Regions from separate parts of the Homo sapiens genome. Here region 2 is linked to region 1. A link is an interaction called in ENCODE POLR2A ChIA-PET data of the cell type or tissue named here. Cell type or tissue: OCI-LY7. All regions are shown on one strand. Each heading gives the region's core, and the rest is flanking DNA. Links, peaks and the distances in the headings are about the cores only. Region 1 overlaps SHKBP1 (SH3KBP1 binding protein 1). Region 2 overlaps BLVRB (biliverdin reductase B).

Evidence for each region. Peaks named below come from ENCODE experiments on the same cell type or tissue, not always from the same donor. Only the 100,000 strongest peaks of a DNase experiment are listed, where the experiment ranks them.
Region 2: POLR2A ChIA-PET joins it to region 1 with 18 read pairs; 21 of 35 experiments call an interaction of 5 or more read pairs at or near these places.

The regions. Positions count from the first base shown.
Region 1 is chr19:40,587,505-40,595,512 of GRCh38, forward strand. SHKBP1 (SH3KBP1 binding protein 1) reads left to right here. Exons shown (of 18, transcript NM_138392.4): 14 at 1,120-1,275; 15 at 1,578-1,674; 16 at 2,740-2,918; 17 at 3,226-3,349; 18 at 3,472-3,893. The coding sequence ends at 3,703. It also overlaps a transcript of LTBP4 not described here. Among named protein-coding and RNA genes, the nearest start is that of LTBP4, 9.9 kb to the right of the region's middle. In OCI-LY7, for the core only: no CTCF peak of the experiment used is centred there; DNase peaks (open chromatin) are centred at 4,857 and 6,957; H3K4me3 peaks cover 1,088 bases.
Region 2 is chr19:40,449,212-40,465,151 of GRCh38, forward strand. It overlaps BLVRB (biliverdin reductase B), which reads right to left. Exons shown (of 5, transcript NM_000713.3): 2 at 9,170-9,334; 3 at 8,944-9,033; 4 at 2,153-2,281. Among named protein-coding and RNA genes, the nearest start is that of BLVRB, 8.6 kb to the right of the region's middle. RefSeq lists an enhancer at 15,608-15,727. In OCI-LY7, for the core only: CTCF peaks have their summits at 15,325 and 15,524; DNase peaks (open chromatin) are centred at 12,620 and 15,310; H3K4me3 peaks cover 977 bases; H3K27ac peaks cover 2,728 bases.

The sequences.
Region 1 (8,008 bases), core at 9-8,008:
TGCTTGAACCTGGGAGGCGGAGATTGCAGAGAGCCCAGATCATGCTACTGCACTCCAGCCTAGGCAACAGAGCGAGACTCCATCTCAAAAATAAATAGATAAAAATGCAAATCAGGCTGGGCACTGTGGCTCATGCCTATAATCCCAGCACTTTGGGAGGCCAAGGTGGGAGGATTGCTTGAGGCTAGGAGTGTGAGACCAACCTGGACAACAAAGTGAGACATTGTTTCTACAAAAAATTTTTAAAAAATTAGCCAAGTATGGTGGCATGCACCTGGGGTCCCAGCTTCTTGGGAGGCTGAGGTGGAGGGATCACTTGAGCCCAAGAGTCAGGGGCTGCAATCAGCTATGATTGCACCCCTGCACTCCAGCCCAGGCAACAAAGCAAGACTCTATCTCATAAAATATTAATAAAATAATCTAAATCAACACCAGGCAATGATAAGGGCTATGAATAAACATGAAGCTGTGTGTGGCTAGAGAGTGTCAAGTCGCTGGAGAGGGGTCATTCAGGGAAGGCCTGAGGAAGGACCTTTGAGCAGAAATAACAGAATGAGCAGTGCAGATTGGTAGGGACAAGCATTCAGGCCGAGGGAACAGGCATTGCAAAGGCTCTGAGGTGAGAGGATGCCTGAGGAAGTGCAGGGAGCCACTTGTGCCTGGAACAGAGTAAATGAGGGGGAGAATGGGAGGAGATGAGGGTATGGAGGTGACAAGGGCAGGAGCCACAGAGGGCTCCGAGCAGGGGAGGGACATGACTAGCTTCAGGTGTTCACAGGCTCCACCTGGCTGCCCGTGGGAGCACACTACTGGGATAGGACAGGAGCAGGGACCTCTGGGAGGGGCGTGCTGATACGGTCCAGGCAGGTGACGAAATGGACCAGGACCGGTGTGGGGCAGAGGATAGGGCAAGGTGAGATCAGGCTCTGGAACAGTTTTGGAGGCAGAGGCAACAGGGTTTTTAACATTTGGAATTCTGGGGAGGAAAGGATTCTCTGAAAGGGAAGAACTCAGCAAGGGCTGACCCTCCTGAAACGGGGCTGTCCTGAGGCTCTGGACGGGCAGGCAGCATTGATGCCTGCACCAGGCCTGACTTCCTGCTCTCCTTGTGCCCCTCAGTCTGTGCCGACAACAACCACGTGCGGACATGGTCTGTGACTCGCTTCCGCGGCATGATTTCCACCCAGCCCGGCTCCACCCCACTCGCTTCCTTTAAGATCCTGGCTCTGGAGTCGGCAGATGGGCATGGCGGCTGCAGTGCTGGCAATGACATTGGTGCCTACTGGCTCCTGGCCTTCCCACCCCACTGACCCCCTTACCTGACCCCTGTTGACCTCCGCTGATTCCCACTTGCGGCCACCTGACCCAGGAGCCTGCAACGATTGGGGTGTCCTGATCCTTGAGGCACCTGAGCTCCACTGACTGCCACAACCCCCCAGCCCTCTCTGGCCCTGCCCAACTCTAACAACCTGGGGATGGGACTGGGGTCTTGGGGTGGTGGGTTTCATCAGTGGGGAAGGAAGTCTGAGGCTGAGGGAATCCCAGCTGGCCCTGACCCCTGCCCCTGCCTGGCCCAGGCCCCTACGGTGAGCGGGACGACCAGCAAGTGTTCATCCAGAAGGTGGTGCCCAGTGCCAGCCAGCTCTTCGTGCGTCTCTCATCTACTGGGCAGCGGTGAGGACAGTCCTGTCCAACAGGGAGGGAGGACAGTCCTGTCCAACAGGGAGGGAGGTCAGGGGAGAAGGCAAGATGCTAGCCAGATCACTGAGGCCAGAAAGGGGTCCCAGCCAAGGAGCATTGAAGGAGCAAAGGCTGGGAGGGAGGACAGGCCTGGTAGGTTTGTCTTCTGGTATCAAAGGTGTGACAGGTGTTGGTGGGACTGACCTGGCGCAGTGCCAGCCCAGTGCAGGCAGGGCCAGGTTGAAGGCACAGGGGGTGGGGTCAGGGTGGGATGGGGGGCCCAGGCGGAGGGGGAGGGGTGGGATGGGGGCCCAGGGGGAGAGGTCGGGGTGGGATGGGGGGACCAGGGGGAGGGGTTGGGGTGGGATAGGGGGACCAGGGGCAGGGGTCGGGATGGGATGGAGGAGACCCAGGGAGCTGTAGGAGCCTTGCTTCAGCTGGGAAAGGGGCCTCGGAGGATGTTCTGGATGAAGGGACTCTGAGCAGAGACCTAGAGGACAAGTAGGAAGGAGCAGAAGAAAGAAGGCAGGGGAAGGGGGCCCCAGCCTGAGGGAACTGTATGTGCAGAGGCTGAGAAGGGCCAAATAGGGTCACATGGGAAGGACACGTGGGCTCCTGGGCTGGAGCACAGAACAGGAGGTGAGGATGGGGTGCAGATGCGGGCGGGCCTTGTCAGGCTGTGGAAGGGCTGAGGCTTTGTCCTGTGCGGGGAGCCGTGGCCACTGCATGGGGGATGAAAGGAGGCTTGATGGGAGGCCAGGAGCCCAGGGAGGAGGCCAGGAGGCTGATAGGAGGTGGGGGAGCAGCTGGGACGGGCCTCAGGTCTTCCCTGCAGTGGGAGCAGGGAAGAGCAGAAGCTCTGGGAGACTCCCTGGGTGTTTGGGGCTGCGGTGTCCAAGAGCTGCTGGACCCTTGGGACTGGAACTCAAAAGCAGGCTAGGGATGGATAAAGATTGGGATGGCCCCTGGAGAGGCAGGAACTGCAGCCACAGTGGTGGGGACTGGGACGAGGAAGGGTGAGAAAGCGAGGGTGACCACCTCCCCCACTGCACCCCCCAGGGTGTGCTCCGTGCGCTCCGTGGACGGCTCACCCACGACAGCCTTCACAGTGCTGGAGTGCGAGGGCTCCCGGCGGCTCGGCTCTCGGCCCCGGCGCTACCTGCTCACTGGCCAGGCCAACGGCAGCTTGGCCATGTGGGACCTAACCACCGCCATGGACGGCCTCGGCCAGGCCCCTGGTACTCCCTGCCCCACCCCAATCCCGTCCCAAGCCCCACAGCCTCACCCAGAACCACTCTCCACTGCCAACTGCTTGATCTCTCTCCCAGGCCCTTGCCCTCTGACCCCTTTTCCTTTGACCCCCTCTCTGCTCCCCATCCCTTCCTGCCCTTGTTTTTCAACCCCTGTCTCAGCCTCTGGCCCCCATGCATTGATCTCTGCTTCCTCTCTCCTGTCCTGACCCTCGGTGCTTGCACTGCAATGCAACCCAGGCCCTTGCCCTATGACCCCTGTCTTGCCCCCTGACCCTGCTTCCGTGCCCCCCAGCAGGTGGCCTGACGGAGCAAGAGCTGATGGAACAGCTGGAACACTGTGAGCTGGCCCCGCCGGCTCCTTCAGCTCCCTCATGGGGCTGTCTCCCCAGCCCCTCACCCCGCATCTCCCTCACCAGGTAGCCACAACTCCACTGCCCCTTCTGTGCAATGAGGGGAGAGGGGACAGCATGGTGTTCCCGGGGACAGAGTGGCCCAGCTGCCCCGTGATGACGTGCACTTACTGTCCTTACTTCCTCAGCCTCCACTCAGCCTCCAGCAACACCTCCTTGTCTGGCCACCGTGGGAGCCCAAGCCCCCCGCAGGCTGAGGCCCGGCGCCGTGGTGGGGGCAGCTTTGTGGAACGCTGCCAGGAACTGGTGCGGAGTGGGCCAGACCTCCGACGGCCACCCACACCAGCCCCGTGGCCCTCCAGCGGTCTCGGCACTCCCCTCACACCTCCCAAGATGAAGCTCAATGAAACTTCCTTTTGAACAACGCAGCTGCCATGATGCCTTGGGATGCCCTGGTCCTGGGGGACTCAGGTGCCTCCCTGATTCCTGTGGGAACCCCGGGTTCAGGGCCAGGGCCTCCTTGGAATAAATGGTTATTGTTACTAGGTCCCCACCTTCCCTCTTTTCTGGAAGCCAAAGTCACCCTCCCCAATAAAGTCCTCACTGCCAACATCTTGCTTATTCTTAGCAGGTTTGGGACTCCCCAGGAAAGGGGTGGGGAAGATGTGGGACCCAACCCGATATATGCAAAATCAGGAACATCTACCTCTCTTGTTTAAGCAAAGGGAGGCCAGGCATGGTGGCTCACATCTATAATCCTGGCACTTTGGGAGGCCAGTTTGCTTGTGCTCAGAAGTTTCAGACTAGCCTGGGCAACATAACAAAACCCCATCTCTACAAAAAAATACAAAAATTAAGCAGGCATGGTGGTGCATGCCTGTGGTCCCAGCTTCTTGGGAGGCTGAGGTGGGAGGATCGCTTGAGCCTAGGAGGCCAAGGCTACAGTGAGCCATGATCACACCACTGCACTCCAGCCTGAGTGACAGAGTGAGATCCTGTCTCAAAAACAAAACAAAACAAAAAAGGTGTTGCAGGGGAGGAATGTGTTGGCTTTTACTCTGCCTTCAGGCATGGCTGGATCCGGGGCTTCAAACACTAATTCAGAATATCTTTTTTTCTTTTTTCTTTTCTTTTTTAAAGTCTCACTCTGTCATCCAGGCTGGAGTGTAGTGGTATGATCTCAGCTCACTGCAACCTCCACCTCCCGGGTTCAAGCAATCGCAATCCTCCTGCATCAGCCTCCCGAGTAGCTGGGATTACAGGTGTGCACCACCATGCCCAGCTAATTTTTTTATTTTTAGTAGAGACAGAGTTTCACCATATTGGCCAGGCTGGTCTCGAACTCCTGACCTCAGGTGATCTGCCCACCTCAGCCTCCCAAAGTGCTGGGATTACAGGCGAGAGCCACTGTGTCCGGCCCAGAATATCTTTTTATCTCCTAACTTCACTTACCTCTGGAATACATCTTCAATCAGGTTTTCTCTCTGTGGCAAGGTGACTCTAAGCAGCTGCTTAGCAACTCTTTCTTCCCTAGCAACAGCAAAAATCACAAGACTGATTTTCATTGGCTTGAATTAAGTCAGGTGGCCATTCCTGAACCAATTACTGTGGCCAGTGTGATGAAGGCCTTCCATTATTGCAGCCTGGATCATGTGTCCTGCTGTATTTTTAGTAGAGGCAGGGTTTCACCATGTTGGCCAGGCTGGTCTCAAACTCCTGACCTCAGATGATCCACCTAACTCGGCCTCCCAGAGTGCTGGGATTACAGGCGTGAGCCACCTTTCCTGGCTGGCCTTGGGATTTTTTTTCCCCAAATAATGCCCGTTCCTACGGCACTTCCTTGAGGAGATTTTCTGCATCTTTTTTCCTTGTGCCAATAAAAAAGGGACAGAAAGTGGGGACAGACTAGGAGTAGAGAATACTAGAACATGCTAATTCTAGAATTCCATAGTTTCTGGAATGCCAGAGCTTCTGAAACATAGTAGAGAGGGGTCTCGAACATTAGGACATCTCGGACACAAGGATATTCTGGAGTGCTCATGGATTAACAATATTAGAGTTCTCCCCTGCTTATCAGAGAATCCAGAATATAGAAGTTTCTGACAAAAAGGACCTGAAAAATCACTGATTCTAGAATAGGGGAGTGTCAAGGGGAGTTCATACCCATGAATCTCCACCGGTAGGAATATCTTGCATGCCAGGATGTCTGGAATGCTGAGAATTATAGGATACAGAAAGGAACCTGGATTACTAGGAAATCTAGAGAATGGGAGAGATCCTGGACTATCCGCCCTTCCAGAGCACTGGAAGGTTTGTTTGCGTTCCAAGAAATCCATAATGGCAGGAGATTCCGGATTATCAGAGAATCTGGAACACAAATGGGAGACGTAAAAGGTGAGTGCCTCTGAAACCGGGGTGTTCTGAAATAGCTGTGCACCTCAAACCCTAATTTTGTTTTTGTTTGTTTGTTTTTGAGACAGGGTCTTGCTTTGTTGCCCGGGCTAGGGTGCAGTGGTGCAATCATGGCTCACTGCAGCCTCGGCCTTCTGGGCTCAAGTGATCCTCCTGCCTCAGCCTCCTGAGTATTTGGGACTACAGGTGTGTGCCACCACAGCCAGCTACTTTTTAAGTTTTTTTGTAGAGACATTGTCTCACTATGTTGCCCAGGCTGGTCTCAAACTCCTGGGCTCAAGCCATTCTCCTGCCTTAGCCTCCCAAAGTGCTGGGATTACAGGTGTGAGCTACCATGCCCAGCCTCACACTCTAGAAAATTTTTTACATGCCAGGATATTCAGAATATTGGGGGATATTGGCATGTTAGGAAATCTAGTATGTAGGGGGAGGGCCTGGAAGGTCAGGAAATCTAGAATATGGTGGTGTTTTGTAATGCTCACAGATCTAGAATATTAGAGTCATTTTTTTTTCCAGGCCGGAGAATCCAGAACGCTCGTGTTGCTGAAATGCTGGTCATTCTATTCTTATTTCATGTTTAAATTTTTATTATTTTCTTTATTTCTTTTTTTTGAGACAGGGTCTTTCTCTGTTGCCCGGGTTGGAGTGCAGTGGTGTGATCTCAGCTCACCTCAACCTCTGCCTCCCGGGTTCAAGTGATCCTCCCACCTTAGCCTCTTGAGTAGCCGGGATTACAGGCGTGCGCCACCATGCCTGGATAATTTTTGTATTCTTAGTAGAGACAGGGTTTCACTGTGTTGGCCAGGCTGGCCTGAAACTCCTGACCTCAAGTGATCTGCCCTCCCACCTCGGCCTCCCAAAGTGCTGGGATTACAGACGTGAGCCGGCCTTATTCTGGGGGAGGGGGTGGGGGGGGAGAGAGAGAGAGGGAGAGAGAGAGGAGAATTTGGGATGTTAGCAAATCTAGAACACTGAAGAGCTGGGTTTTTTAAATGCTAGAGATAGTATTATCCTAGTATAGTATTAACTCTGTGTGTTTTTGTGCGTGAGAGGGCATGGGGGGAGGGGTGGAAGATTCTGGAATGCGGGGGGACTAGAACTCTGAGGGATTCTGAAGGGTTGAGATGAGTTAGGATTCAAGAGGTGACATAGACACGATCCTGGGAGATAGTGACACTGATGGGAGGGATGGGGAGCTGGGGACTCCAAATTCTAGGGGGAGGGGAGGCTAACGCCGGAAGTTGCAGTGGTGAGCCAGAGGATGTTGCCTAGCAACAAGCATTGAAGATGCGCTGGATCCCGGACAGAAGGGAGAAATTTCAGCAGCGCCCCCAGCAAATGCTCCAGCCACAGGGTAGGAGGTGGTGAGGGGGGAAGCGGGTAGGGATATGCTGTCCTGCAGGGTCATGTGAGCAGGGGTCTTGGGGGTTATACAAAAACAGGGTCATGGAGTACAGTCATGGGGCAGAGCCGGGCTCTGGGACAGCCCACGAATAGCTGTGAATGGAGTGTGAGTGCCGTCGTCACCTGCCCCAGGGACTGTGTGTCCCTGGACGGTGCTGGACCCAGATTTCTGGGTGTCAGTGTGGGATGGAGGCATGGATTGCTGTAGGTGGCAGTAATGGTGTGTAGCCGTGTGAGTCAGCCTGTGTGTCTCACAGTGAGCGGGGGTGAAGGGCTTCCCCGTCAGTCCTGCACACCCTCCTGGATTGGAAGAAGGAGCAGGAGTGGGGGGTGGGGGGTGCAACTGGATCAGTTGCCATTCTTGGTCTGGGGTGGGCTCTGTGGTCACGGCGTGTGGCCTAGTACCCTGTGTGGGTGGAGCCTGGGATCCACGAGGTGGGGGCGGGGCTAACGCTACAGAACTGGGAAGCTTAAGAATCCAACTGCTTTGGGATATGGGGCCTGGAACCCCAAAGCGAAGCAAACATGAAAGGGGTGGGCTTGGGATCCTACATGTGGTCACGTCCCAGTTTTCTGTGGGAAAGGGTGTGGCCTGAAACTCTGGAAAAAGAGGTGATTAGGGGCAGAGTGAAGCTCTGAGGGTGGTGCCTTAGGGAGAGAAGGGGCTTGTATTTCAGAGAATATAGGGTGGAGCCTTGAATTTATAATGATCTTCTCAAAGAATTGATCCCTTCTCAAGGCCCTAGGCTTCAGGGGTTCCAGGCTCACCATCTGCAAAAGCTTGCTCCCCGAAGCTCTGTCCCTCAGTGAACCCAGCCAGGCTCTGCCCCTGACCCACAGGATCTGCTCCCAGGGGGTCCTGGGGGCTCCTGGCTCTGCCCCCTCCTGCACCTCACTTATTGCCATCCC
Region 2 (15,940 bases), core at 7,937-15,936, 130 kb before region 1:
GAGAAACTTAAAGAAAAAGGGCAGAGTGGGTTGAATTTTTTTTTTTCTTTTTTGGATAGAGTCTTGCTCTGTCACCCAGGCTGGAGTACAGTGGTGCAATCTTGGCTCACTGCAACCTCCACCTCCCAGGTTCAAGCAATTCTTGTGCCTCAGCCTCCCGAGTATCTGGGATTACAGGTGTCCGCCACCACACCTGGCTAATTTTTGTATTTTTAGTAGAGACGGGGTCTCACCACGTTGGCCAGGCTGGTTTTGAACTCCTGACCTCAAGAGATCCACCCGCCTCAGCCTCCCAAAGTGCTGGGATTACAGATGTGAGCCACCACGCTGGCCTGACAGTTGGGGAAATTTTACTACGGAGTGGATACTAAATGATATGACAGAGTAAATGTCACTTTCCTTAGGTGTGAGCATGTTTTGTGTGCAAATATCTTTCTTTTAGGAGATGGCTGTCTAGGTATTTAGGAGTTAAGTGCGACAATGTTGCAATTCCTCTCAAATGATTAAGCCAAATATACATATGCATATATGTTTTCACAATATATTCAGCAAAATCTAACTATATATTCATGGAGAGAGAGAGAGGAGGAGAGAGGGAGAGACAACAGGATAAAATGCTAAGCATTGAACCTAAACAAAGGGCTTATGTGTATTCATAAACCTTTAATGCTTTCAAATCGGGAGGTGTGGAAGTTTTCACACACTTGGCTGGGCGTGGTGGCTCACGCCTGTAATCCCAGCACTTTGGGAGGCCAAGGTGGGCAGATCACGAGGTCAAGAGATCGAGACCATCTTGGCCAATATGGTGAAACCCCGTCTCTACTAAAAATACAAAAATTAGCTGGGCGTGGTGGCACGCGCCTGTAGTCCCAGCTATTCGGGGGGCTGAGGCAGGAGAATCACTTGAACCCAGGAGGCAAAAGGTTGCAGTGAGCCAAGATCGCACCACTGTACTCCAGCCTGGCGGCAGAGCAAGACTCTGTCTCAAAAAAAAAAAAAAAAAAAAAAAAAAAGCCAGGCGCAGTGGCTCACGCCTGTAATCCCAGCACTTTGGGAGGCCGAGGCGGGCGGATCACAAGGTCAGGAGATTGAGACCATCCTGGCTAACACTGTGAAACCCCGTCTGTATTAAAAAATACAAAAAATTAGCCAGGTGTGGTGGCGGGCGCCTGTAGTCCCAGCTACTCGGGAGGCTGGGCAGGAGAATGGGGTTTCACCATGTTAGCCAGGATGGTCTCGATCTCCTGACCTTGTGATCTGCCCGCCTCGGCCTCTCAAAGTGCTGGGATTACAGGCGTGAGCCACCGCACCCGGCCATTAATATCTATCTTTTCTTGTCTTTTTCTTTTTTTTTTTAGACAGGGTCTCACTCTATTACCCAGGCTGGAGTACAGCAGCCTGGGCAACAGTTTATTGCAGCCTTGATCTCCTGGGCTCAAGCCATCCTCCCGCCTCCCAGTAGCTGGGACCACAGGTGTGTGCCACGACGCCCAGCTAATTTTTTTTTTTTTTTGTAGAGATAAGTCTATGTTGCCCAGGCTGGTCTCAAACTCCTGGGCTGAAGAAATCCTCCCGTCTTGGCTTCCCAAAGTGATGAGATTACAGGTGTGAACCACCATGCCTGGCCTATGTATCTATCTATCTATCTATCTATCTATCTATCTATCTATCTATCTATCTAATCTCTATCTCCCATACTAGAAATGTAAGCCATGGCGGGGCATGGTGATGCAGGCCTGTAATCCCAGCTACTCAGGAGGCTGAAGCCCCAGAATCCATAGACATAATGGATTAAACCATTAGCCAGTGGTAATCCCCTCAACCTTCAATCCCTCACCACTCCCCAGAGGTGAAAGTCCCAACCCTGTAATCCAGCCTTAGTCTTTCTGGTGACCAGACCTGAAGCTGCCTAGGGGCTGCCAGCTCTCAGTGAACTCATTAGCATAGAAAAAGACATTTACCATTTTGGAGATTCCAAGGATTTTAGGAGTTGTATGCCAGGAAACAGGGACAAAGGCCAAATATATATGTCACAATATCATAGGAAGGTTTGCAATTTTAGGGTGGTCAGGGAAGGCCTTGCAGATCTCCCCAGAGGGCAGGAGGGAACAGGCAGATGGCATTGGTGCCACCAGGTCCCTGCCCTGCTTACCTATGTGTGGCGGCATCACAGCCACGTACTTCAGGCCTGATTCCCGCAGCACCTTGTGCATCCGGATGTGGTCATCAGTCACAGCCTGCAGTCGTGGGGGCACCTTGGTAGGGTCCCAGAGCAGGAAAGCTGGAGGGAACACAGGGCAGGATCAGCCTGGGCTCTCTTGTCTTTTTTTTTTTTTTTTTGAGACAGAGTGTCGCTTTGTCACCCAGGCTGAGTGCAGTGGCGCAATCTCGGCTCACTGCAACCTCTGCCTCCCGGGTTCAAGCAATTCTCCTGCCTCAGCCTCCCCAGTAGCTGGGATTACAGGTGCACACCACCAGGCCTGACTAATTTTTGTATTTTTAGTACAGACAGGGTTTTGCCATGTTGGCCAGGCTGGTCTCAAACTCCTGACCTCAGGTGATCCACCCTCCTCCACCTCCCAAAGTGCTGGAATTACAGGCATGAGCCATTGTGCCCAGCCAAGGGCTCGCTTGTCTTGATGCCAGGACAAAACCCTGCCATGGCTGACCATTGCTTTCCAGTTGCAAAAACAGGGGAGTCCTCTGGGGCTCCTCTTTCCCTCACACCCCAGGTAAGAGCTGTCTGCTGATCACAATAATTCCAAATCTGACCTCTTCTCACTCCGCCTGGTCCTGTCCACTGTTACCTCTTGCCTGGACCAGCCCAGCAGCCTACTCCCTGGTCTCTCAGCCCCTCCTTCCCTCCTCCCAAGGAGCCCGTGAACACCCCTATCAGTTCACATCCATAGCTCCATCTCACTCAGGGTAGAAGCAAAGTCCCCATGGCCAGCCCTCAAGGCCCCACCTGATATGGCCCCATCAGCCCTCTGACGTCCTTGCCTACTCTGCCTACCACTCTCTCTTACACGCCTCTGCTCCAGCCAGGTTCTGCCTCCCAGCCTTGGCAATGTCTGATTCCTCTGCCCCTGATGCATTTCCCTCTCTTTTTTATTTTCTCTGAGACAGGGTCTCATTCTGTTGTCCAGGCTGGAGGACAGTGGCGTGAACACGGCTCACTGCAGCCTTGACTTTCTGGGCTGAAGTGATCCTCCTGCCTTAGCCTCCTGAGGAGCTGGGACCACAGGGGTGAGCCACCAAACCCCACTATTTTTTTTTTTTTTTGAGACAGAGTTTCCTTCCCTCTTGCCACCCAGGCTGCAGTGCAATGGCATGATACCGGCCAAGCCTGGCTAATTTAAAAAATTTTTTTAGGCCGGGTCTGGTGGCTAACCCCTGTAATCCCAGCACTTTGGGAGACTGAGGAGGCCAGATCGCCTGAGGTTAGGAGTTCGAGACCAGCCTGGCCAACATGGTGAAACCCCATCTCTAGTAAAAATACAAAAGTTAGCTGGGCATGGTGGTGCATGCCTGTAGTCCTAGCTACTCAGGAGGCTGAAGCTGGAGAATTGCTGGAACCCTTGAGGCGGAGGTTGCAGTGAGCTGAGATCGCGCCACGGCACTCCAGCTTGGGAGACAGAGCAAGACTCCATCTCAAAAACAAAGCAGAACAAAACAAAACAAAACAAAAAAAACACAAAAATTAGCCAGGTGTCGTGGTGCATGCCTGTAATCCCAGCTATTCTCAGGAAGCTGAGGCAGGAGAATCCCTTGAACCTGGGAGGCAGAGGTTGCAGTGAGCCGAGATCGTGCCATTGCACTCCAGCCTGGGTGACAGAGCAAGACTCCGTCTCAAAAGAAAAAGAAAAAAACATTTTTTTTGTAGCGATGGAGGTCTTACCAAGTTGCCCAGGCTAGTTTTGAACTCCCGGGCTTAAGCGATCCTTCCATCTCGACCTCCTAAAATGCTGCGATTACAGGTGTGACCCAGGACCCTTTGCCATTTCCCTCTCGTAGCCACATGGCTCCCTGTTTTCTTTGCAGACTTTGCTCAAAGGTCACCTTTCCATGCAGCTTTTCTTGACTGTCCTGTTTAAAATTGCAAAATCCTGTCTCCCCCAGCCCAGTTTACCAATCCCTTTTCTTGGGGCCTTGTTTTCTCCCTAGGACCCTTCCCCTGCCACCACACGCTAGAGTTATCCTGTGACTCTATCACATTTCCTGCTCCAATCCCAGCCCTTAGAAGCATCTGGAACATTGTAGGTACTTACTAAATATTTGTTCAGGAATTAGCTTTCAACAAGCTATAACTTGGCCAAGCTACACCAGCTGACATTTATAGAACTTTTACCTCAAGCCAAGAACTATGCTAAATATTTTTAGGAGCAGTTTGGTGAATAGTTAAAGAGCTTGGGTTTTGCCTAAAGTCAAGTACTGGATCGACCACTGGCCAGCTTCTTGTTTCCTCATGTGCAAACTGGGATGATATAAATTGTTCAAAGGCTGGGCAGAGTGGCTCACACCTGTAATCCCAGCACTTTGGGAGGCTGAGGTAGGAGGATCAGTTGAGCCCAGCAGTTCTAGACTCACCTGGGTACGATGGTGAGACCTGTCTCTACAGAAAATTAAAAAATTAGCCAGGCGTGGGGACCTGTGGTCTTAGCTGCTTAGAAGGCTGAGGCGAGAGGATCGCTTGAGCTCAGGAGTTCGAGGCTGCAGTGAGCTGTGATTGCACCGCTGCACTCCAGCCTGGACAACAGAGCAAGACCTTGTCTCAACAAAAAGAAATAAATAAATAGTTTGAGTAATGTTAGTGGTTATAAAAAGGTGTGTCACAGAGACCAGCCTGGGCAACAAAGCCAGACTCTGTCGCAACAAAAAAATTTTAAAAATTAGATGGGCATGGTGGCACATGCCTGTGGTCTCAGCTACTCAGGAGGATCCCTTGAGCCTAGGAGTTGGAGGCGGTAGCGAGCTATGATGACATCATTCTCACTGCAACCTCCACCTACAAGTTTCAAGTGATTCTCCTGCCTAAGCCTCCTGAGTAGCTGGGATTACAGGCGTGTGCCACCACACCTGGCTAGTTTTTGTATTTTTGGTAGAGACGGGGTTTCACCATGTTGGCCAGGCTGGTCTCGAACTCCTGACCTCAAGCGATCCACCTGCCTTAGCCTCCTAAAGTGCTGGGATTACAGCGTGAGCCACTGCGCCTGGTCTAGGATTTCCTCTTTACAGATGAGAAAACTGCGGTGCAGAGTGTGAAGTGGGTTTTTGTCTGCAGCCTCCAGTCTCCAGTTCACAATCTCAAATCCAGTCTCTAACTTACCCCTAGTTTCTTTTTTCTTTTTTTTTTTGAGGCAGTCTCGCTCTGTCACCCAGGCTGGAGTGCAGTGGCACGATCTCAGCTCACTGCAAGCTCCTCCTCCCGGGTTTACGCCATTCTCCTGCCTCAGCCTCCCGAGTAGCTGGGACTATAGGCACCCGCCGCCACGCCTGGCTAATTTTTTGTATTTTTAGTAGAGACGGTGTTTCACTGTGTTAGCCAGGATGGTCTCAATCTCCTGACCTCGTGATCCACCCACCTTGGCCTCCCAAAGTGCTGGGATTACAGGCGTGAGCCACAGCACCCGGCTGTTTTGTTGTGTTTTGAGACAGGGTCTTGCTCTGCAGCCAAGGCTGGAGTGCAGTGGTGCCATCACGGCTCACTGCAACCTCTGCCTTCTAGGCTCAAAGGATCCTCCTACCTAAGCTTCCCAAGTATTGGGGACCACAGGTGTGTACCACCACACCCAGCTAATTTTTTGTATTTTTTTTTTGTAGAGATGGAGTTTTGCTGTGTTGCCCAGACTGGTCCTGCACTCCTGGACGCAAGCAATCCGCCCACCTTGGCCTCTCAAAGTGCTAGGATTACAGGCGTGAGCCACTGTGCCTGGCCTTACTCTGGGTTTCTTTCTAATCCTCTCAGATGCCTCCATAAAAAACAATCCTCCCCAAGCCCTAATGGATAAACTCCAAGCTCCTTAGATGACAAAAATCTTTCTAATCTTTTACCTTGACATTTGAATATGGAGGGAAGATTAAACTCTAATAATTAGAGGCTGGAAGATAATTAAAGTGTGACAATAGCACTGTGGTGCTGGAAGAGAAAAGTCCTTTTTCTTGGGACTTGCCGAAGGTGTCTGTGGGTGTGCAACTCCATTTCAAATAGTTTAGGAAGTCTGGGCGCAGTGGCTCATGCCTGTAATCCAGCACTTTGGGAGGCCAGATCACTTGAGGTCAGACCAGCCTGCCCAATATGGTGAAACCCCATCTATACTAAAAATACACACACACAAAATTAACCAGATGTGGTGGCAGGCACCTGTAATCCCAGCTACTCAGGAGGCTGAGGCAGGAGAATCCCTTGAACCCAGGAGGTGGATGTTGCAGTGAGCCAAGATCACGCCACTGTATTCCGGCCTGGGTGACAGAATGAGACTCTGTCTCAAATAAAAACAAACAAACAAAAAACCCAAATAGTTTAGGAGAACAAAAACAAAATCTATTTGTGTATGTGTATGTGCATAGATAAACCAATTACAAAACACAATCACAATTTTAAAATCAGGAATATGGCTGTTGGCCAGGTGCAGTGGCTCAGGTGTAATCCCAGCACTTTGGGAGGCTGAGGCTGGTGGATCGCTTGAGTCCGGGAGTTCGGGACCAGCCTGGGCAACATGGCGAAACTCTATCTCTACCAAAAATACAAAAATTAGCCAGCCTTATAACCCGGTCTCAAAATAAATAAATAAATAGATAGATAGCTACAAACTTAAAAATAAAAAAAGAAAAGGAATATGGTTGTTCACACGACTATTAACTTTTCTGTTTAAAAATTTTTATAATAAAAAGTTAAAAAGTATATTGAGGACCTACACATTGAAGTAAGCAGCCATGATGTATGTAAGCTAACTTCAAATGGGTCAGAAAAAAAACATTGTGTGTCTGTGAACAGAGGACGGTAGGTGTACTGGTGTCCTTTCAATTTTTCTGTAAGTTTAAGATCATTTCCAGATAAAAAGTTAAGCTGGACTCAATGGCTCATACCTGTTGCCCCAGCTATTTGAGGGGCTAAAGTGAGGGGATTCCTTGAGCCCAGGGGTTCAAGGGTACAATGAGCTATGATCAGGCCACTGCACTCCAGCCTGGGTGACAGAGCGAGACCTTGTCTCTATGTTTGTTTTTTTTTTAATGAAAAAAAAAATCCTGGCACACCTAAGACTTTAATATTTAGAAAACAATCTAAACAAAAAAAAATGAGAAAAAAGAAAGCAAATTAAATCAATTTTACAGGTTTGTCTTTTTCATGGAAGCAAAACTTAACCAGTTAAATTGGTTTTTAAGACATGGGAGAGTCTGGACGTGGTGGCTTATACCTGTAATCTCAGCACTTTGGAAGGCTGAGGTGGGAGGACTGCTTGAGGCCAGGAGTTCAACATCAGCCTGGCCAACATGGCAAAACCTTGTCTCTACCAAAAATACAAAAATTAGCAGGGCATGGTGGCAGGCGCCGGTAATCCCAGCTACTCAGGAGGCTGGGGCAGGAGAATCACTGTGGGCCACGATCTTGGTCCCAGGCACCATGAACCCGGGAGGTGGAGTGGCGGTTGCAGTGAGCTGATACCACGCCACTGCACTCCAGCCTGGGCAATGGAGTCAGACTTCATCTCAAAGAAAAAAAGACATGGGAGAAAAAAACAAAACTAAAATTAACAGCAGACCATTCCAATCTGCGAACAAAAGTAAGACCTTGTCTCTACAAAAATATCAAAAAATTAGCCAGGTGTGGTGGTGCATGCCTGTAGTCCCAGCCGCTTGGGAGGCTGCAGTGGGGAGGATCACTTGAACCCAGACTGAGGCTGCAGTGAGCCATGGTTGCACCACTGCACTCCAGCCTGGGTGACAGAAAGTCTCAAAAAAAAAAAAAAAAAGTGAACCATTCTGAAATCGCAAGTTTACTCGTGTATTACTTTTCCATTTCAGAGCTTGAGGAAAAAAGCCATAAATGATTTTGCTTCCTACCCTCCAACTAGGTCTGGCCTCCAGGCCTCTTTGCTTGCTTTGTCCTCTGCCTGGAGTGTAATTACAATCATCAGGCAGCCCTCCCTCATGCCACTTCCCTTTCCAGGGAGGCAATTTGTGTCATGAAACACACTTGAGGTCAGGAGTTCGAGACTAGCCTGGCCAACATGGCGAAACCCTGTCTCTACTAAAAATACAAAAATTAGCTGGGCATGGTGGTGCACACCTGTAGTCCCAGCTACCTGGGAGGCAGAGGCAGGAGAATCACTTGAGGCAGGAGAACCACCTCCGGGAGGCGGAGGTTGCAGGGAGCCAAGATCACGCCACTGCACTCCAGCCTGGGCATCAGAGCAAGACTCTATCTCAAACAAACCTCAAAATAACTATAAATAAATAAATAAATAAATAAATGATTATACAGGGCAACTATTTGCTTAATGTCTGTGTCCCCATAATCGGGAGCTCTGTGAGGGCAGAGACCTAGTGTCTATCCACAGCTCTATCACTTCCTCTGGGAGGCCTACCCTGACCTCTCTCAGCCTAAGTCGGACGCCTCCTCTGGGCTCCCATAGTCCTGTAGTTTCTCCCATTGTGGCCCTATCCCCTCTGCCTGCCTCCCGATCCCAGCTCCGATGATCTGGATGTCAGTTTGATCATGGATCTGTTTACCACCTCTCTCTGTGAGCCTTGTGTGAGCAGGGCCCAGGGCTGTACAGGTCACCACTGTGTCCCCAGCATCACCCAGTAAGGTTCAGGCACACAGCTGGTGTTCAGTAAATGCACAGTAACATGGAATGGCTTCAGCGTCACCTTTCAGAGGCCCCTGGGCTGCCTCCCCAGTACCCCCCAGTTCAGCCCCACCTCCATGATCCCACCACCCACCCGAGGTGCAGGCCACGACCTTGTCCACACCATGAGCCTTCATGGCTGCCACAATGTTCCGGGCGCCCTCGGACATCACTGTCGTGGGACCTTAGAGGGGACAGAGAGTGGCTGTCACTGGTGGGCGGCGGCGGCGGCAGGGGTGGCAGGGGCGGGGCCGGGGGCGGGGGTGGCGCTGGGGGCCGAGGTGTAGGGGAGGGCCGTGGGCAGAGGGGGGGCTCAGTACTGAGGTCATTGCGGGTGCCCAGCAGCACGATGACAGCGTCCTGCCCAGCCACGGTCTTGTCCACATCGGCTGCCTGCAGAACATCTCCCACTACCACGTGGGCCGGCCGGGGCCCCTCTGATGGCAGCCTGGAGGAGTCCCGCACCAGCACTGTCACTTCGTAACCTGTGGGCAAAGAGGAGCAGAGAGCCTGGTCAGTGGGCTGGCACTCTTGGGCTCCAGGAGCTGGGTCCTAGAAGCCACCATGAACTCTCAAATCCATCCCCTCCTCTGTTCTGGGGAAGTGGTCTTCAAACATTTTTGGTTTTTTCTTTTTGTTTGTTTTGTTTTTGAGACAGGGTCTTGCTCACTTGCCCAGGCTGCTGTGCAATGGTGCAGTCACAGCTCACTGCAGCCTCAACCTCCGGGGTTCAACTGATCCTCCCATCTCAGCACCCCAAGTAGCTGGGACCACAGTGTGCACCACCACACCCAGCTAATTTTGCAATCTTTTGTAGAGAAGGGGTTTTGCCATGTTGCCCAGGCTGGTCTTGAACTCCTGGGCTCAGGTGATCTGCCTGCCTCAGCCTCCCCATGAGCCACTGCGCCGTGGCCTTCAAACATTTTTGCTGGCATACCTACAGTTGATGCTTAGTATTGGGCTGATTATTAAAATAGACCATACCTTGGCCAGGCATGGTGGCTCACGCCTGTAATCTCAACACTTTGGGAGGCTGAGGCGGGCAGATCACCTGAGGTCAGGAGTTTGAGACCAGCCTGGACAACATGATGAAACCCCATTGCCACTAAAAATACAAAATTAGCCAGGCATGGTGGCACATACCTGTAATCCCAAGTACTTGGGAAGCTGAGGCAAAAGAATCACTTGACCCGACAGGCGGAGGTTGCAGTGAGCAGAGATTGCACCAGTGCACTCCAGCCTGGATGACAAAGCGAGACTCTATCTCAAAAAAAAAAAAAAAAAAAAAAAAAAAAAAAAAAAAGACCATACCTTCATGATAATTCATAAATAATCTGAACTGAAGCCTCCAAGCACCACACCCTGTAAATTCCTTACCTTCTATTTATTATTATTATTATTTTTTGAGACGGAATCTCACTCTGTAACCCAGGCTAGAGTGCAGTGGCACAATCTCGGCTCACTGCAACCTCCGCCTCCCGGGTTCAGGCACGTGCCACCACACCTGGCTATCATTATTATTTTTTTTGAGATAGAGTCTCCCTCTGTTGCCCAGGCTGGAGCACAGTGGCATGATCTCAGCTCACTGCAACCTCCGCCTCCCAAGTTCAAGCGATTCTTTTGCCTCAGCCTCCCGAGTAGCTGGGACTACAGGCGCATGCCACCACATCCAACTAATTTTTGTGTTTCTAGTAGAGATAGGGTTTTACCATGTTGGCCAGGCTGGTCTTGAACTCCTAACCTCAGGTGATCCACCCACCTTGGCCTCCCAAAGTGCTAGGATTACAGGCGTAAGCCACTGTACCCAGCCAGCAACTTCCCTACCCTCTAACAACTAAAGGGTTAATGCAGGCATTGCACTGGTCTCTGTCTCCCATCCATGGTCCTGGAAGAAACTGAGGTTCTGAGGGGGACATGGGTTGCCTACAGACTGACCAGTGCTGGGATTGGTCCCAGCCCCTGCTGCCCAGCCTTACTGCTGGGAAGCCCAGCCCTCCTTTAGTGGTCATTAAAGATTTTTAATATTGTCTTAGTATGTTCCTTCCCAAAATAATTTTGGATAATTTTGTTTCTCTTCAACACACACACACATACACACACATTTTAAAGTTCACAACTAACATATTTCTTCCTTTGTTTTAAACATTGGCAAAGGATGTTAACATTTGGGTATACTGTAATAGCAACATATATATATATATATATATATATATATTTAGAGACAGGGTCTTGCTCTGTTGCCCAGGCTGGAGTGCAGGGGCGCCAATCATAGCTCACTGTAACCTCAAATTCCTGGGCTGATGCCTATTATAATCCCAGTGCTTTGGGAGGCCAAGACAGGAAGATTGTTTGAGGCCAGGAGTTTGAGACCAGACTGGGCAACATAGTGAAACCCCGTCTCTGCAAAAAAAATAAAAAAAATCTAGCCAGGTGTGCTGGCGCAACCTGTAGTCTCAGCTACTCAGGTGGCTGAGGCTGTAGTGAGCTATGATTGTACCACTGCACTCCAGCCTGGGCTACAGAACAAGACTCTGTCTCAAAAATAAATAAATAAATTAAATTAAATTAAATTAAATTAAATTAACAAAAAGTTTAGGCTACTACCTGGCACAGAAATAAGAGTTACCTGGTGCTGGGCGCGATGGCTCACGCCTGTAATCCCAGCACTTTGGGAGGCCAAGGCAGGTGGATCACCTGAAGTTGGAAGTCCAAGACCAGCCTGACCAACACAGGGAAACCCCGCCTCTACTAAAAATACAAAATTAGCCAGGCATGGTGGTGCATGCCTGTAATCCCAGCTACTTGGGAGGCTGAGGCAGAAGAATCGCTTGAACCCAGGAGGTAGAGATTGCAGTCAGCTGAGATTGTGCCATTGCACGCCAGCCTGGGCAACAAGAGCGAAACTCCGTCTCAAACAAAACAAAACAAAACAAAACAAACAACAACAACAACAATAAACATAAAAAACCAAAAAACCCAAAAAGACACAATAAAAAAATTAAAAAAAGAGATGGGGTTTTGCATGTTGGCCAGGCTGGTCTCGAACTCCTGGACTCAAGTAATCTGCCTGGCATGGCCTCCCAAAGTGCTGGGATTACAGGCATGAGCTACCGAGCGTGGCCTATTACACCTTGTAACCATTTTGCAACTTTATCTCCTGGCCTGATCCAGGCCTACGTCTCCTTCCTGGTCCCTTTCCTGGGTCCTCCCTGGGCTCCTGGACCCAGTCCTGCCCTCTCCAATCCATATTCCACACAGCAGCCAGACAGAGTTCTCCACAGTAATATTTAAGTGCCTCTCTGCTCAGTTGCCTCCCGCAAGCCTGAAATGCCCTGTGATAAAACCCATGCTCCTCATGCCAGCCTTCCAGGCCCCTCGGGATCTGGCTTCTCCTCTCCAGGCTCTGCTGAAGCCTCTGCCCTCTTCACCCACAGCACATTTTTTTTTTTTTTTTTCTGAGACGGAGTCTCGCTCTGTTGCCCAGTCTGGAGTGCAGTGGTGCAGTCTCGGCTCACTGCAACCTCCGTCTCATGGGTTCAAGCGATTCTCCTGCCTCAGCCTCCTGAGTAGCTGTGATTACAGGCGCCTGCCACCATGCCTGGCTAATTTTTTTGTATTTTTAGTAGAGATGGGGTTTCACGATGTTAGCCAGGCTGGTCTCGAACTCCTGACTGTGTGATCCACCTGCCTCAGCCCCCCAAAGTGTTGGGATTACAGGCATGAGCCACTGCACCCGGCCCCAACTGCTCTTCTTTCAGTTCCTCAAATGCATGGTGCTGCTTCCTGCCTCCTGGACTTTGCACGTGCTGTGCCCTCTGCCTGGAACACCCTTTACCCTCTTTACCCGGTCCCCCCAGTAACTTGTACTTCCTCTGTCACAGCCCTCTTTATGCTGACCTGCAGCAAACCAAGCACCCTGTGGGTCCAGGGACTGTGTCATGTTTTCTGCCATCTCCCTGAACCTTTGTAAACACAAAAGCACAGGCATTACTGCCCCAGGGACCTTGATCCAAACTCCAGCTCTGCCACTTACCAGCTGAGGAACCTCATGCAACCTCTTCCGTGATTGGACCTCAGCTTCCTCATCTCTGAAGTGAGGATCACAGCACCAGCCTCCCCGTGCTATGTGACCACCTTTCATAGGGGAATGACACAAGATCTGTGCTGCCCTCACACATGGGGGAGCAGCAGGGGCTTGCATGGGCCAATATGGGCATTCTTTTTTTTTTTTTTTTTGAGATGAAGTCTCACTCTCTTGCCCAGGCTGGAGTGCAGTGGCGCAATCTCAGCTCACTGCAACCTCCGCCTCCCAGGTTCAAGCGATTCTCCCACCTCAGCCTCCAGAGTAGCTGGGATTATAGGTGTGCACCACAACACCCGGCGAATTTTTTGTATTTTTAGTAGAGATGGGGTTTCACGGTGTTAGCCAGGGTGGTCTCGATCTCCTGACCTTGTGATCCGCCCACCTTGGCCTCCCAAAGTGCTGGGATTACAGGCGTGAGCCATGGTGCCTGGCCTCTTTTTAAGCTTTTTGAAAATCTCAGCCATTGGCCGGGCGTGGTGGCTCACGCCTGTAATCCCAGCACTTTGGGAGGCTGAGGCGGGCGGATCATGAGGTCAGGAGATGGAGACCATCCTGGTTAACATGGTGAAACCCCATCTTTACTAAAAATACAAAAAAAATTAGCTGGGCATGGTGGCAGGCGCCTGTAGTCCCAGCTACTTGGGAGGCTGAAGCAGGAGAATGGCTGAACTCGGGAGGCGGAGCTTGCAGTGAGCTAAGATTGTGCCACTGCACTCCAGCCTGGGCGGCAGAGTGAGACTCTTGTCTCAAAAAAAAAAAAAAAAAAAAAAAAAAATCAGCCATCAATACAAAAAATTTCATTGCCTAACCTGGTGTACACAAACGCATACATATATAATTAAAATGAGTTTCACAAAACTAATACTTAACATGTGATACATTTTGATACTATGTCATCATTTGTTACCCTATATTGTTGATACACGTTGTGACCATATGTTTCAGATCTCATTGTAACTCACAGTTTGAGAAGCATCAGGTTGCAACAACCCTGCAAGGTAGGTATCATTATCCTGTCCACATTGATGGGGAAACTGAGGCAATTTTAGGCAACCGGGCCAGGATCACACAGCTAGTAGGTAGAGAAGGTTGAATTTTTACCTAAGTAAGTCTGATCCAGAGACTGCAAAATTCAATGCTAGTCTAAGTACCTCCTATATAAGATCTCATTTAATTATCCCAAGAGCCCTAGGGCAAGTACTACCAGTTTTGTCATGATCTTACACATATCTAGGTACACAGATGACAAGGCATTTGGTCACAAAGGCTGTAAGCCGCAGAGCTGGTGACTTGAATGTGGGCAGGCTGGCACCAGAGTTCATGCCTGTTAAGACTCTTGGCCCTACAGAACCATTGTGAACTCCAGTTAATCCAAGCCCCTTCTCCCTCCCTCCCTCCCTCCCTCCCTCCTTCCCTCCCTTCTTTCCTTCCCTCCCTCCCTCCCTCCATCCCTCCCTCCTTTTCTTCCTTCCTTCTTTCCTTTCATCTTGCTGTGTCACCCAGGCTGGAGTGCAGTGGTGCAGTGATGCAATCTTAGCTCACTGCAACCTCCCAGGTTCAAGCGATTCTTGTGCCTCAGCCTCCCAAGTACCTGGAATTACAGGCACGTACCACTGTGCCCAGCTAATTTTTTTTTTTTTGAGACAGAGTTTCACTCTTGTCGCCCAGGCTGGAATGCAGTGGCGTAATCTCGGCTCACCACAACCTCTGCCTCCCGGATTCAAGCTATTCTCCTGCCTCAGTCTGCCAAGTAACTGCGATTACAGGCACCAGCCACCATGCCCGGCTAATTTTTCGTATTTTTAGTAGAGACGGGGTTTCACTATATTGGCCAGGCTGGTCTCGAACTCCTGACCTCGTGATCCACCTGCCTCAGCCTCCCAAAGTGCTGAGATTACAGGCGTGAGCCACCGCACCCAGCCTCTTTTTCTTTCTTTTTATGTATTTTTTTAAATTTGAGAGACAGGGTCTCACCCTGTCACCCAGGCTGGAGTGCAGTGGTGCAAACACAGCTCACTGTAGCCTTGAACTCCTGAGCTCAAGCAATCCTCCCACCTGAGCCTTCTGAGTAGCTGGGACTACAGGCATGCATCACCACGCCCAGCTAATTTATTTTTTTTTTGTATTTTTGTAGAGATGGGGTCTTGCTACGTTGCCCAGGCTAGTCTCAAACTCCTGGCCTCAAGCCATCCTCCCGCCTTGGCCTCCCAAAGTGCTGGGATTATAGGCATGATCCACCGTGCCTGGCCAGCCCTTCCCTTTGCTGAGGGGGACAGCAAAGCTGAGAGCTGGGAAGAGATTTTTCAGAGCCACAGCTCTGAAGCTCCCTAGGCTCCAGTTCTTAACCCTCTGAGTGCAGTCCCAGCTATGACCAGCAGGGTGGGCGAGTGGAATTCGGTGGAATTAGTGGATTTCCAGGTGACTCAGCGCCTCTCAACTTCTCTCTCTTACTTCCTTCTCCATTACTCCCGAATAAATGCTTATCAGCAAACTGGTTTTTACTGAGAGGCCCACAGCTCCCCATTCTCCACAAGTCAAGATCCTCACGTGGTCTCCCTGGGGAAGGGGAGAGTTATGGACCTAGAGAAGAACTTTCAGAGTCCCTCCAAGGGAGACAGCAGAGTGGGGTCCTGTTGGCCTCCACCCTTTTGGGGCACGCAGATAGTCAATATCTTCAGCGTCCCCAAGGCCTGCAAGGGTGGGGCCCCATATCTGGAAGTCCCAGGCCCAGCTGGGAGTTGGTCAAGTCTGGGCTGTGGGGGCAGGGAGTGCTGGGGGATGGTTATCCCCTTTTCTGCCCTCTCTCCTGGGGCAACTCCAAATTTTCAGCCCTCATTGACTTTCCCAGGACTGCTGTCCCCAAGTCTTCACTCATGTCTCTCTGTGACTCCTTCCCATTAGGTACTCGCAGCAACCTGACCCCCCAACTTTTTCAGTTTCCAGCCTGGGGACTTGTGGTGGTTAAGAGCATGAGCTGAGTTCAAATCCCAGTCCTGTCAGTTAACAG